Linked DNA regions of Homo sapiens: region 1 is linked to region 2. A link is a contact called in ENCODE Hi-C or POLR2A ChIA-PET data. All regions are on one chromosome and are shown on one strand. Each heading gives the region's core, a stretch centred on a gene start or an enhancer-like site at or near the end of the contact. The rest is flanking DNA. Distances are from core to core; before and after follow the strand shown. Region 1 overlaps FAF1 (Fas associated factor 1). Region 2 overlaps RNF11 (ring finger protein 11).

Region 1 (5,115 bases), core at 1,909-4,408, 390 kb after region 2:
CTCAGGAGGCCGAGGTAGGAGAATCACTTGAACCTGGGAGGCGGAGGTTGCTGTGAGCTGAGATTGCGCCACTGCACTCCAGCCTGGGTGACAGAGTGAGACTCCATCTCAAAACAAAACAAAACAAAAAAACAAATGTTTTAGCTTTGGCCATTGGGAGTTCAGTTAGCTTTATATCCCTTTGACGTATTCGTTTGTCGTATCCCCATCATTAGTGTACGTGTGTATGTATGTGTGGTGTTTACATTTGAACACTTACTTGCATTCTGGCACTACAAGGTGTTCCAGGTTCGTCTTGTATATTGCCTTCCTAATATCAGTCCTAGAATTAGCCATTTCTACAAGGAACACTGGTTCCTTTTATTGAACAGTGGTATTAGAAAATAAGATCTGGGTACTAGGTATTCTTGATTTGACCTACTTTTACTTTCCAGAACGTACCTTAATTTCATACATCTGTGTCTTTGGCCATAATGTTTTCTCTGTATGGAATGTTCTCCACCTTTTATTTGCCTGACGTACTCCATTTCATCTTGAGAAGCACGAAGCCTGCTCAAGTACTGTGTCCTCTGGAATGCATACCTTTATTTTCTGTAGGTCATTTACTGTCTCTTTTTAGTCGTTTTACACATTTTACATACTATTATAGCACATATCCTACTATAGTATTGTTTACATGCTTTTGTCCTCTTAGACAGTGAGCTGCTTCAGGGCAATAGTTGGAGCATTCTTATTTGTTAAAACACAAAAACACACATACGAAATTAAACCAGTTGTCTTTTTGAGGAAAAGGATGGTAGTGATAGTTAAAGGAGGATTTGAATGACTGGTTTTATCAAAACTAGAGTCTGGGGAGTTGGGGAGGTATTGGTCAAAGGATACAAAATTTCAGTTAGGGGGGTAAGTTCATGAGCTGTATTGTATAACATGATGACAGTACTTAATAAGAATGTATGTATTAGAGGCTGGGTGCAGTGGCCCACACCTGTAATCCCAGCACTTTGGAAGGCCGAGGGGGGTGGATCACAAGATCAGGAGTTCGAGACCAGCCTGACCAACATGGTGAAATCCCGTCTCTATTAAAAATACAAAAATTAGTTGGGCATGGTGGCAAGTGCCTGTAATCTCAGCTGCTTGGGAGGCTGAGACAGGAGAATTGCTTGAACCTGGGAGAGGGAGGTTGCAGTGAGCTGAGACTGTGCCACTGCACTCCAGCCTGGGCAACAGAGTAAGACCCTGTCTCAGAAAAAAAAGAAAAAAAGAATATATGTATCATATTTTTGAAAGTTGGGTAGAGAGTTGATTGTAGGTGTTCTCACCAAAAAAATGCTAAAATATGTAGGGTAATACATATGTTAGCCCCATTTAGCCATTCTACAATGTATACATATTTCAAAACATTATATTGTACGTGATAAATATATTCAATTTTTGTTAATTAAAATATATAAATAAAACAACAAACCCCCAAAATCTACAGTCTGAAAATAAATAAAATGAAATAAATAAGAAATAAATGAGTATAGGGACAGCTGGAAACCATTACTTTTGTAACAAAACAATAGATTCAGATTGGTATGATTTATAGAATACTTTGAAAAACAAAAAAATTCAGTATTCTTTAATATGAATTCATATATAATGTAAAAATATAAAAAACATGGTGGTATAACTTTCTCACACTTCTGGGAAGGGAAGAAGGAAAAGAAATGAGATACCAACTTGGGCAACATGGCAAAACCCTGTCTCTACAAAAACAGAAAACGAAAAACAAAGATTAGCTGGGCATGGTGGTCCATGGCTGTAGTCTCAGCTACATTACAGGCTGAGACAGGAGAACTGCTTGAGCTCGGGAGGTTGAGGCTGCAGTGACCTGTGACTGCACCACTGCACTCCAGCCCAGGTGACAGAGTGAGACCCTGTCTCCAAAAAAAAAAAAAAAAAAAAAAAAAAAAGAAAGAAAAGAAAATAAGATGGAGAAGGGATGGAGACTTAAATCATCTATAAACATTTCTGACTTTTTTAGAAAGTGGGTTTGAAATATATAGGGCAGTTGGCTGTGCATGGTGGCTAATGCCAGTAATCCTTGTGCATTGGGAGACTGAGGCAGGTGGATTGTATGAGACCAGTACCTCAAGACCAGCCTAGGTAATAGTGAGACTCCATTTCTACGAAAAGTAAAGAAATTAGCTGGGTTTGGTGGTGCTCGCCTGTAGTCCTAGCTACTTGGGAGCTGAGGTGGGAGGATCACTTGAGTTTAGGAGTTCAGTATTATAGTGAGCTGTGATCACACTACTATACTCTAGGCTAGGTGACAGAGTGAGACTCTGTCTCAAAACAATAAATTAAAAACATATAGCAAATATTAAAATTATGAAGTGTTGATGGAGGGTATACCAGGGTATGGGATGGTTTTATTTTTATGTTTAAGAAATTAGTTTTAAGACAGAATGAAGAAAATAATAAACAATAGACTTTCAAATGGTCTGGTAGACTGAAGACCCTCTTTAATACTAAATAAAATCAGCCAGTAGAATAAAGTATTAACAACAAAAATACTAAATATGGTCAAGCTAGAAAGCAAAAATAGACAATTGTCAGGTACTAGAACCAAAAAGGGAAATCAGTGTCATTGCAATGGTTTTATCAGAACCTCCCAGACTAAGCCCCAAATTTTGGGTCTCACATACCCTGCATCATTTCTACAGTTGCTTTCAGCAACTGGCCCTCTCAACTGGATGTAGATACTAGGGGCTGAAGACTGGTCTTATGCCTGGAGATGAGATATAAGACCTCTGTTCTCTAGCAATGATGCAGGGTATGCGAGACCCAAGATTTGCTTAGCCTGGGAGGTTTCTTGGCTTTGCACAGAAAAGAATTCAAGAATGAGTCAGCAGTGAAACACAGCAACTTTATTAAACTCACACTGCCACCTTGCGGAGCAGGGCTAACCTATAGGCAGTGTGCCGAGAGCCCTTGTGGGCTGTTGGTTAATAATTTACACCCACTTTTAATTACATGCAAATTAAGGCACAGGTTTTTCAGAAATCCCTAGAAAAGGAGTGGTAACTTCTGAGTTGTGGCATTTGTAAAGTATCATGGTGTTGGTCGGAGTATCTTATGCTAATGAACAATGAGTGTCACTAGAGGTTGCTTTTGGCGCCATCTGCAGGTTCTGGCCATTTTCTTAAGTTTGTCTTGCCCAGATGGGGAAGTAAGTCCTGCTGGTGTCTTGTCATACAAGGAAGGAGCTATAAAAGCCTGGCGTGTACATTTCAAATAATGTCTAGTAAAATTTTCGTGAAGATTCAGGGAAGCAGTAAAAAAGGTGACCATTTACCCAGGGCCATAGGGGAAAAAGGCATCGTTAGCCTCAAAAAGTGAGAACTATTTTAGGCTCAGTTCCCGACCAATGCGGTAAAGTAGATATCTGAATAAAGTGAGTCACTAATTTTTTGGTTTCCCAGTGCATATAAGTTATATTTACACTATTATGTAGCCCATTAAGTGTGCAGTAGCATTATGTCTTAAAAAGAAAAGCATGTACCTTAATTTTAAAACACTTTATTGTTAAAAAAAATGCTAATTATCACCTGAGCCTTCAGCAAGTATTAATCTTTTTGCTGGTGAAGGGTCTTGCCTCAACGTTGATAGGTGCTGACTGATCAGGATAGTGGTTGCTGAAAGTTGGGGTGGCTCTAGCAATTTCTTAAAATAAGACAACAATTACATTTGCTGCATTGGTTGGCCTTCTTTCATGAGAGGTTTCTGTGTAGCATGCAGTGCTGTTTGATAGCAATTTTTTTTTTTTTTCCAGACGGAGTTTCGCTGTTGTTGCCCAGGCTGGAGTGCAGTGGCGCAATCTCGGCTCACTGCAACTCCGCCTCCCAGGTTCAAGCGATTCTCCTGCCTCAGCCTCCTGAGTAGCTGGGATTACAGGCACCCACCACCACACCCAGCTACTTTTTTTTGTATTTTTAGTAGAGATAGGGTTTCACCATGTTGGGCAGCCTGGTCTCGAACTCCTGACCTCAGGTGTTCTGCCTGCCTCGGCCTCCCAAAGTGCTGGGATTATAGGCATGAGCCACCGCGCCCAGCCTGTTTGATAGCATTTTACACAAACTAGAGCTTCTTTCAAAATTGGAGTCAATCCTCTCAAACCCTACTGCTGCTTTATCAGTTAAGGTTATGTCATAGTCTAAATCCTTTGTTTACATTTCAACAGTGTTCACAGCATCTACATCAGGAGTAGATTTTCATCTCAAGAAACCACTTTTTTTGCTCATCCATAAGAAGCAACTTCGTATCTATTCAGGTTTTATCATAAGATTGCAGCAATTCATGCATATCTTCACACTCCACTTCTAATTCTAGTTATCTTGCTGTCTTCACCATATCTGCAGTTCCTCTGCTGAAGTCTTGAATCCCTCAAAATTATCCATAAGGGTGAGAATCAACTTCTCCCAAACTCTTGTTGATGTTGATATTTTGACCTCTTCCCATGAATTATGAATGGCATCTAGAATGGTGAATCCTTTCCAGAAAGTTTTCAGTGTACTTTGCCCAGATCCATAAGAGGAATCACTATCTACAGCAGCTATTATAGCTTTATGAAATGTATTTTCTTTTTCTTTTTTTTTTTTTTTTTTGAGATGGAGTCTGGCTCTGTTGCCCAGGCTGGAGTGCAGTGGCGCAATCTCGGCTCACTGCAACCTCCGCCTCCCGGGTTCATGCCATTCTCCTGCCTCAGCCTCCCGAGTAGCTGGGACTACAGGCGCCCGCCACTATGCCCGGCTAATTTTTTGTATTTTTGGTAGAGACGGGGTTTCACCGTGTTAGCCAGGATGGTCTCGATCTCCTGACCTCGTGATCCGCCCGCCTCGTTTTTCTAAATAACAAGACTTGAAATTCAAAAATAATCCTTGACCCATGAGCTACAGAATCGATGTTGTGTTAGCAGCCAGAAAAACAACTTTGATCTCTTTGTACATCTCTATCTGAGCTCTTGAGTAACCAAGTGCATTGTCAATGAATAGTAATAGTTTGAAAGGAATCTGTTTTTCTAAGCAGTAGGTCCCAGAAGCTGGGTTAAAATATTGAGTAACCCATATGGTA
Region 2 (4,673 bases), core at 2,094-4,593:
GCAATAACAAGATCTAAATACAATTATATTTTTAAACATTGGGTCAAGGCTTTACATAAAAATACCATCCTACTTTTCCCACTAAGTTTCTAAAATATCACGTACTTTTTCCCCCAACATCTGCAGCCATCCAGGAATTTTAAGGAAACTTTTGTGCACGATCTTAATTCCTAATCCCTGGCTCTTTGGGCTCAGTGACAAAAGATCAAAACCACCAAAATGGTGGTTCACTTGAAGTCAGATAAGAGACCCTGGCTCAATTAGTCTCATAGGATGAAAGCAGTGCTGCATCAACTGGCTCCATGCAGGAGGGGCACGTGAAGGATCTCATCAACCAGTCATCTATACAGTCCAGGTGATAGATGTGCATGCACGGCAGAAATCGAATTGGGTCCCCATAAACAAAGTCCATCATACAGATCACACACCTGTTGAGAGCAATGGAGAGAAATCAGAAGGCATTTTCAGAAGTGTCCTATTCAGAAAACTCTTTAAATCCCATTAAAGACAGTGTTAATCTGAGTAACACATCAGAATGCTTTGCCTGTCATCTTATTGCCAAAGCATGCAAACTGAATTTTTTCCTAATGTTGATCTGTCCACAGTCTCTTATTTCAATCCCCTGAGAATTTGCAGGACTTAGGAGCAATCAACAGAGCAAAGAGAAATGGATTACATATGCATCAAATCTACTGCTGTGCTTGTAAACAGCTACATATTATAGCAGATACCTGAAGGAGAATGGGATTATTTTAGGTAGAAAAGCATCAGTTAGATCAACTTTGTTTTCTTGCACTATTTAGTGTAATCCTGGACTAAGACAATTTTCATTTTAGTAACTGTAAAACAGAAACACTAACTTCGGGCAACTTTGTTTCCTTGTGCTATTTAGAGTAATCCTAGAGTAAGATAATTTTCATTTTAATAACTGTAAAAACAGAAACACTAACTTCAGCCTACTTACTGGGTTGCTGTAAGTTAAAGCTCTCTTCATTAACACTAACTTTCTCTTATTTTACTTTATTTTACTTTTTGAGACAGAGTTTCAAGTGATTCTCCCACCTCAGCCTCCCAAGTGGTTGGGATTACAGGCGCGTGCCACCATGCCTGGCTAATTTTCGTATTTTCAGTAGAGATGAGGTTTCACCATGTTGGCCAGGTTGGTCTCGAACTCCTGGCCTCAAGTGATCCCCCGACCTCAGCCTCCCAAAGTGCTGGGATTACAGGCATAAGCCACTGTGCTCGGCCTGTGAAAATTCTTAATTACTACATAACATTCTCTTGCTAGTAGCCAGTAATAGAGCTATGAAAAAAAATTAAACATTCTCTTGCATTAAGCGAAGTGTTTCAATATATTAAATGTCTGACTTTCTAAAGTGCAGGAGAAAAGGCAAATTTTTCAAAAGCAATCTGAAAATAAAACTTTGAAATGTACAAATTAATTAAAACTTACTCCCGGATCTTTTTTTCTGATCCATCTCTTCCAGGGTCATAAACTCCTTTAGGCAGATGTTGTATAAGACCTATTCTTTGAGCTATCCTAATTTGTTCCTCTTCAGTCAGCTGAGTTGCTAGCCGAGTCTGGCTAGGTGTTGGGTGGTAGACTGGAACTGGAACTTGTTCCTAAAATATTAAAATATAGAGGAAAAAGATTATTTTTTAAAAACCTTTCGAGGGCTTATTTTTTGGTCAGAGATAGAAGGGAAAGGGAGCCCTGGGAGGGGTAGGAAGCTGGGCTAGTGTTTGGCTGTATGACTGTGTTTCACCCTGCCTTAACTTCAGCTACTAGAATAAAACATACACACACCAAAACATTCTCATTCTGCCTAAAGGATATAAACACAGACTTCACTGAACTGGCATGGAATGTTAAATGAACTATTTCCACATGATAAGAGACCAGCCTGGACAACATAGCAAGACCTCATCTCTAAAAATAATTTTTAAAACTTTTTAAATGGACTGGACTATGGCAAAAATAAATCTAAAAGTTATCTAAGACTAACTTTCCCATTTCATAGGACCAAGCTTGCCTACAGTCACTAATTGACAATACTGAAATTAGAATTCTGCTGCTCCTAATCCAACTGATTTTTTACACAACAAAACAATTCAAAGGAATCGTGTGTATAACCCCCACCTTTTTTTGAGATAGGGTCTCCCTCTGTTGCCCAGGCTTAAGTGCAGTGGCACAAACACAACTTACTGTAAACTCAACCCCCTGGGCTCAAGCAATCCTCCAACCTCAGCCTCCTGAGTAGTGGGGCCACAGGGTTGAGCCATGGTGCCTGGCCTATAATAATATTTAAAACTGAGCAACTCTGATGGAATGAAGCTGGGATGGAGTGTGGCCTAGAAGGGATGAGGCTCCCCATCCCCAAGCCCTCACCTTGGTTACCTTTGCAGAATCCTCAGAATCAACAGAGCAGTCTGAAAAACACTACTATCTCAGAAGATGAGATTTTCAGTCTGAAGAATTAAATTATAAGATTTCAGTCTCAGCTCGGCTACTTACTGTGATTGCTTGGACCAAGTCTCTTAATGTCTTTGAATAAAGCAGATAACAGTACCCACTTTAAAGAGTTGATATAATCATGAGATAACTAAGAGCTTTGTAAATGCCAATATTTGTAAATTATTCTAACATCTCCCCAACGTCATGATTCTCCCCATCATGATTCTCTGCTTTGCAGACTTTAAGCTAAGTGCTACTGTCCTTGGCTTTGGTCCTGGCTTTCTGGCTTCTCTTTGAATACTACAAACTCTTGGACTCTGTTGTGATCTCTGCCAGCTCTGAGTTCTTCAACCCTTGAATTACCATTTCCAGTCTAAATTACCTTCCTGAATCTTAGCCTCAGTCCTAGTTGACCAGTTTTGATGAGCTGTCATCCACACGCAAACTGGGAACAAATTGGTTTAAGACTAAGATAATATAAAGGGTCTCTTAAATCCTTGAACCTAACAAACAAAAATAACTAAATTGTTTTAGAGAAAATAAACTCCAACTATGGGTTTTTCAGAGGCTAGATTTCTTCAGTCTTGTGGTTCACATACGTGTAGAGAACACAGAAAGCAGAACAGAAAAGGAAAGTTCTACTTTACGGGGAAACATTAATAAACATTAAAGAAGAAAATAAAAACTATATTTTAATTCACGTTATGAGTGTATTTTCTCCTTTGGTATTTTTTTGTTAAAACAAAGGAACCCTCTCTATATCTTTTAGATATTTAAAATGATTGAACAATCTAATTTCAGTTTACATGGTTCAGAAAACCATAGAGGAAAGGAAATGACTAAGACCTCCTGATATTTTAAAGATGAATGTGGCCTCACCCTTCTTACCACACATGCCTAATTTTAAATTTTAATTCCCATGATACTTGTTTTAAAATGGCTTGATATCTGAGTTATCAATTGTTTCATAACTAGACAGCCACTGATTTTCTAGGCAGCAAAATGGAATCCTGATTCAATTGTTGGCTAACAGACACTGAGTGAGTAGAAGATTAGACAGGGGTATAAAAACAACAATTTTAAAAGATGTGATGGCTGGGCATGGTAGCTCATGCGTGTAATCCCAGAACTTTGAAAGGCCGAGGCAGGCGTATCACCTGAGGTCAGGAGTTCGAGACCAGCCTGGCCAACATGGTAAAACACCATCTCTACTAAAAATACTAAAATTAGCTGGGCGTGGTGGTGCACGCCTGTAATCCCAGCTACTCAGTAAGCTGAGGCAAGAGAACTGCTTTAACCCGGGAGGCAGAGGTTGCAGTGAGCCAAGATCTTGCCACTGTACTCTAGCCTGGGCAACAGAGAGAGACTCCATCTTAACAACAAAAAAAGATATGGATTTGGGGGTGGTTCCCACCATTCCCTATCTGCGAACACTATATGGTTTATGTTCAACACCTGCTTCCCCTCTGAGAATCAGGAATTTTGTCATATGCTAGGCAGTGGGTGCCTAATCAGTACCTGGGGCACTGAGTCTCCAAATGAGCTTCTCTGGCAGAAAACCTTTCATATATGTTGAAGGAATTAAGCATGTCCTGTGTGACTCCACTAGGAGATAACTCTTGGAAGCTTGTGCTTAGTTCCCTTTAGACCAAAGCACCTTTCCCCTTAGCTGATTTTGCTTTGATTCTTTGCTGTAACAAATCATAGATGTGAGTAAGATTATATACTAAGTCCTAAGAGCCCTCCTATTGAATCACCAAACCTGGGGACTGTTTTGAGGACCTCCAACGCCAGTGCTAGGTTGTGCTCCCACTTTATATTTGCAAAGCTACTGTGTTTCGTCCCCAGCTGAAAACAAATGAAAAATAAATAAATATTTTGATTAGCCTATTTCAGGGCCTAAATATGGACCTAATGACAAAAGGTATACAAACACATCTCACTGCAACCTCCAACTTCTAGGCTCAAGTAATCCTCCCACTGCAGCCTCCCCAGTAGCTGGGATTACAGGTACACAACACCATGCCCAGCAATTTTTTTGTTTTGGTAGAAACAGTGTCTCGCTGACCAGGCTGACCAAACTCCTGGCCTCAAGCGATCCTCTAGCCTTGGCCTCCCAAAGTGCTGAGATTACAGGTGAGAGCCACTGTGTCCGGGCTATGTGGGTAGTCTGATAAGGGCAGGGGCTATGTCTGTTTTGCTTACCAATGTTTACTAC

What was found. Hi-C counts contacts between places; a loop is a spot of excess contacts on that map. ChIA-PET counts read pairs that join two places held with the same protein, here RNA polymerase II (POLR2A). Pooled maps may share reads with other maps.
Region 1: a map of HCT116 shows a loop between it and region 2 (2.3-fold over the local background). The contact joins two enhancer-like sites. A Hi-C loop is called at or near these places in 1 of 168 maps with a recorded cell type or tissue (HCT116) and 2 of 50 pooled maps. POLR2A ChIA-PET finds 5 or more read pairs at or near these places in 1 of 52 experiments (OCI-LY7).

Annotation. Positions count from the first base shown.
Region 1 is chr1:50,871,599-50,876,713 of GRCh38, reverse strand. The region is part of intron 1 of FAF1 (Fas associated factor 1); the gene reads left to right. Among named protein-coding and RNA genes, the nearest start is that of FAF1, 86 kb to the left of the region's middle. RefSeq lists an enhancer at 2,763-3,057. Within about 2 kb of position 3,158, at least 3 of the 41 ENCODE cell types and tissues checked have a DNase peak (open chromatin) inside an H3K27ac peak, as active enhancers do.
Region 2 is chr1:51,266,906-51,271,578 of GRCh38, reverse strand. It overlaps RNF11 (ring finger protein 11), which reads right to left. Exons shown (of 3, transcript NM_014372.5): 2 at 1,454-1,623; 3 at 1-428. The coding sequence ends at 257. Among named protein-coding and RNA genes, the nearest start is that of RNF11, 33 kb to the right of the region's middle. Within about 2 kb of position 3,343, at least 2 of the 41 ENCODE cell types and tissues checked have a DNase peak (open chromatin) inside an H3K27ac peak, as active enhancers do.